Linked DNA regions of Homo sapiens: region 2 is linked to region 1. A link is an interaction called in ENCODE POLR2A ChIA-PET data of the cell type or tissue named here. Cell type or tissue: OCI-LY7. All regions are shown on one strand.

Region 1 (2,500 bases):
GGCCAGGCTGGTCTTGAACTCCTGACCTCGTGATCCACCCGCCTTGGCCTCCCAAAGTGCTGGGATTACAGGCGTGAGCCACCACGCCCAGCCTCTTTAGGAATTTTATGACAGCAGCACTTTACCAATATGTGGAGTAGCATGAAAGATAATATGGCCTGGAAAGGCCAGAACTTAAGAGCAGTGAATCTTCAAGAAGTGAGCCCAGAATATTTGTTCAGGAAATTAACATGAATGCATAAGGAGTGAAGATTGTGCTACCTACAAGTACTCTGCCCCAGCATTTTGCAAAGAGAAAAAGGTGTGAAATCAGCTTACTGTGTTCACCTCTGCACCGACATGGCTTAGCTTTGTGCCTGGCCAGAGTCAACATTTAATAAACATTTATACAAGAATCTAAGACGATTTTATCATAGAATACTACAAACCTCAGAGAAGGGAGCGTGTATTTATCAAACTCCACAGAATTCCTATGTGAGTCACCTGAAATATCAATTTATCCAAAACTCCACAAGCCACTCAATGAGAGAACGATTCATTCATTCTATTAAATGGAGTTGGTCTGAGTTTCATTGACTGTCAAACTATAGGTATCTCACACTTAAAAAATAATTTAATAATTTACTAATAATTTTAAAACTATGCTACCGTAAAAGTAAATGATTCTGTTGAGACAAAACCACTGTGTGACTTTGTCAGTTGTTATGTGACTTGATAGAGTGAGTTTAAGTTCCAAAATTCCTTGCAGCCTTACTTTAAAATCTCATGTTCTCAAATACTAGAAGACTTTTGGAGAATGCTGGGGTTTTTTTTTTTTCTTTTGGCCATATAGCATATATATTTGTGCACAGTTCTTAGCAAAAGGTAAATATTCAACATTTATTGAAATGAATTTATTCACTTTGGTGAGAAAGACAGCCCGAGCTCGTAACTCCCTGAGGAAAAAAAATGTGTAGTTTTTTCTCACTCTGAACTGTAATTCTTAGTGATTATAGTTATCATTGATTTGGGGACACTAAAGGAAAATATCTAACATATAAGCACTATTTTTCAGTGCTTATTTTATTAAAAACCAAAATATTAAAAATCAACCCAGTTTTACAGTCTTTATAAAAGAGCTGTTCTATAATCTTAACCCAAATGTAAGACAGATGATATCACTTCCCAGAACTAATTGCTAAAAAGTTAAAACATTTATAAAAACCCACAATAAAAAAATGGGAAATATACAGACTTCTAAATTTTGTATTCTGGAGCTTTTCTCTGATTTCTGTTCCACAAGCTTCCTTTTGAATCAGCTTCCATAAATCTTCATAGTCAATCATATTTTTCGAGATTGCACATTTGGTCAATTCATTTTGCAACCCTATACTCTTATTTTCAAAGAGAATGGGTGTGTGTGTGTGTGTGTGTGTGTGTGTGATTTAAAATTTAAAATCTTTCAAACCAGCGGAGTGTAACAGCTGGGTAACTTGCAGCTAGCTAGTCAGGAAACAGTTATTTTCAACAGTAATTGACACCAAAAAAGTAAACCACAACTTTGAAAGTTTCTAAGGGTTCATATATATTTTAAAAATTAAAGGGAACAATTAAGTCAGACAGACCGTTTTTCTTCTTCTTTTTAAGCTAAGTAGTCATACCTGGGAGTTAATATAAGGGGAATTCTTGGTGGGAGGGAGGATGATAGAAGAGAGAATGGGGGCTTTATAGAGGGGGAAGAAAAGGTTTGAGGACATTGAGAGGAAGTAGACAAACATACCTTTCCCTTAAAATTCAATTTCTAATTTTACCTTCCTTTGGCATGGAGACTCTAGAACATTCTTACACTATACACACCAATTGTCATATGGGAATATGCTGCTTATGATAATAAACCATGTATTTGCCAGTTTCGTGGAAAACAGACATGAATGCTTTTCAATATAATTTCATCTCCTAGGCAATGGAGCGCACGTGACTGACAAGGCTGCCTGATAGCTGGAGAGCTTTCTCAGAACAGTGAGCCTAGAGGCGCCCTCTAATTTACCCGAGGGTTTATAAGGTGAGGGTCACGCTGGCCATTTTCCTTTGGGGAAGAATAGAATCAGGGATGCACAGGATTCTATAAAGATAGAGGGACATTTTTTAGATGATGAAAATGTAGCGTCATCAGCAGAAATCAGACTTTTTTTCAGTCTAATTTCTTTTCTTTCTTTCTTTTTTTTTTTTTTTTTTTTTTGAGACGGAGTCTCGCTCTGTGGCCCAGGCTGGAGTGCAGTGGTGCGATCTCGGCTCACTGCAAGCTCCGCCTCCCGGGTTCACGCTATTCTCCTGCCTCAGCCTCCCGAGTAGCTGGGACTACAGGCGCCCGCCACCACGCCAGGCTAATGTTTTGTATTTTTTTTTAGTAGAGACGTGGTTTCACCGTGTTAGCCAGGATGGTCTCGATCTCCTGATCTCGTGTTCCGCCCTCCTCGGCCTCCCAAAGTGCTGAGATTACAGGCTGGAGCCACCGCGCCCG
Region 2 (2,500 bases), 150 kb after region 1:
TTGTAATACATTTCGTTTGTTTGATTAGGATAGTTACTTTCTATTGCTTGTAACCAAGGAACCGTAACTAATATAGAAATTGATATGAGAAAGCAACACATCTTCAGGGAAATGTGGAGAATTGAGGACAGATTACTGGGTGTGGAGCTGGATTGAAAAGCAGTGACACACCCGTTGATATGATGGGAAGGGGGCTGGCAGGCGATGGGGCACCCGGCCAGTGGGTCAGACTCTTGCCCATGTTCCCTGGAGGCATCTAGGAGAACACTGATTTCTCACAGTTCTGGAGACTGGAAGTCCGAGATCAAGACACCCTCATGTTTGGGTCTTGGTGATGGCCCTCTTCCTGGTTTCACACTGCTGACTGCTAGCAGTATCTTCACATGGTAGAGAGTAGAATGAGCTTCAGTCTCTTTCTCTCCTATCGGGTCACTAATCCCATTCATGAAGATGCCATCCTCATGATCTAATCACTCCTCGAAGGCCCCACCCCTTAATACCATTCCTTTGGGGGTGAGGATTTCAACGTACAAACTTGGTGGTGGGCACAAACATTCAGTCCGTAGCAGATGGCGTTTCACTGGGCAGGTGCTGTGTTTGGGCAATCCTATCAGAATCACGCAGGAGCCTTGCTAAAACGCTCCTTTCTGTGACTAGGGCCGCACCTACCATGAATCAGTAGATGGCCCACAAGGGCACGAGTAGTTAACTCAGTCACTGTGCTTCTTACAGCGGATACTGAGGGGCATTCTGTTCTTAGGAGAGACTGGACAAAGAAACTGAGTCAGTGCTGAAGTCAAGTGCAGATCTGGAGTTAATTCCAATACTACAAAATGAATTATAGTTTCAGGTGCAGAACTGGAGTTAATTCCAATACTTACAAAATGAATTATAGTTTCAGGTGCATATCTAGTTTCCAGCTTTATAAATACTTGGTACAAAATAGATAATTTAATTACTGTCATGCTGAAAGAGGAAGCTGAAGAAAACTCAATGTCAGATGGGTGCCAAATGCAGTAGAATGTGTGAGACTGTTGGGCTCGTGGTGATATTGTATAAATTAATGTCTGGCTTGCATTAATTTTTGCATTATTTTATGAAGCTTCATATTCATAAAATTAAGTGGAAAAAGTATAAATGAAACATGACTTAAGAGTCCAGATAAATCTAGAATTAGGCCGGGCACAGTGGCTCATGCCTGTAATCCCAGCACTTTGGGAGGCCGAGGCGGGTGGATCACCTGAGGTCAGGAGTTCGAGACCAGCCTGGACAACATGGTGAAACCCCATCTCTACTAAAACACAAAAATCAGCCAGACATGGTGGCAGGCACCTATAATCCCAGCTACTTGGGAGACTGAGGCAGGAGAATCACTTGAACCCGAGAGGTGGAGGTTGCGGTGAGAATTAACACCAGATCATTCTAAGGCTAAACTCAGAAGCAGAGATCTGCACAATCAGTCTGTTGTACGGACACGTGCTGGGGGTACACGCTCCACCCTTTTAGTCTTTTACACTCTCCTCTGCACCTCCAGCTCCTCACCTTAAAGGCCCCACAAGGGTCACCAGGGACCCCTGGCTTGTCTTTGACACCGGTGCTTTTGGGCCCTGGGAGTAGCAGAGGTAAAGGCAGCAGGGTCAGTGAACAAGGCTCACACACTGTCCATTTGTGCCACAGCTGAAACCTGAAATCCGCAACCCCAGCATCTTGGCAGTGGCAGTGCCCATAAATGGTGCTTGGCCCTGCCCTGGCCCCTTATTGTGAAGATCCAGCCTTCCGCCCTCCCACCCTCACCCCCTGAGCTGGCTTCCCTAGAGATCTGAGCAGCAGATCACGCCGAGCTGATGTGGCCTGAGCCAGCTACTCCCCCGATGGTCCTTGCTGGTGACAAACTGGTAATGACAGTGGCAAGTGTGGGCTCCATAAACCTCCTACAATTGACACAAGGAGGTTGTCAGGCTCAGGAGGGCCCCTGGGCCTGGTCCGGGAGTGCTCAGTGTGCCTGGCCCTCCCTGCAGAGTGGTGAAGGGGAGGGGCTTAGTGGACTGACACGGGTGAGACCTGGGGCTGGTGGTGGTGAGTGACAGGGTGGAGGCAGAGTGTGTGGTGTTCCAGCTTGGCACTCTCAGAGCCCGCTGTTTTCAAGGTTGGACTTTTCTCATCACACTTGTAGGTAATGAGGTAGAAAGGTAATAAGGTCGAAAAGTAATGAGGTAGAAAGCACGGGGCTGATTGAAGAGGAGATCGCTGGACACCGCAGGAAGGTCAAGCTGAGGTGGTGATGGGGAGAGAGGCAGGGGTTTTCGAGGCTCTCTTCTCTGACTATTCCTGCACCGGGGAGGATGTTGGCACGTGATCTGGAAGACAGAAAGGGGCCCGGAGGAAGAGGGGATTTAAGGGCCTTGGGCAGGTCTGATCAAAGGGACACATGATTGCCCCCCAGGAGGCCCTTGGCGTCCCACTGTCCATCTCTAGGGCTGCTTGACCATCCTTGAAGAGT

What was found. Peaks named below come from ENCODE experiments on the same cell type or tissue, not always from the same donor. Only the 100,000 strongest peaks of a DNase experiment are listed, where the experiment ranks them.
Region 2: POLR2A ChIA-PET joins it to region 1 with 5 read pairs; 4 of 35 experiments call an interaction of 5 or more read pairs at or near these places.

The regions. Positions count from the first base shown.
Region 1 is chr6:166,249,916-166,252,415 of GRCh38, forward strand. All of the region lies in intron 2 of LOC101929297 (a long non-coding RNA gene), which reads left to right. Among named protein-coding and RNA genes, the nearest start is that of PRR18, 57 kb to the right of the region's middle. In OCI-LY7, no CTCF peak of the experiment used is centred here; a DNase peak (open chromatin) is centred at 1,456; H3K4me3 peaks cover 526 bases; H3K27ac peaks cover 526 bases.
Region 2 is chr6:166,403,615-166,406,114 of GRCh38, forward strand. No RefSeq gene overlaps it. Among named protein-coding and RNA genes, the nearest start is that of MPC1-DT, 22 kb to the left of the region's middle. In OCI-LY7, no CTCF peak of the experiment used is centred here; no DNase peak of the experiment used is centred here.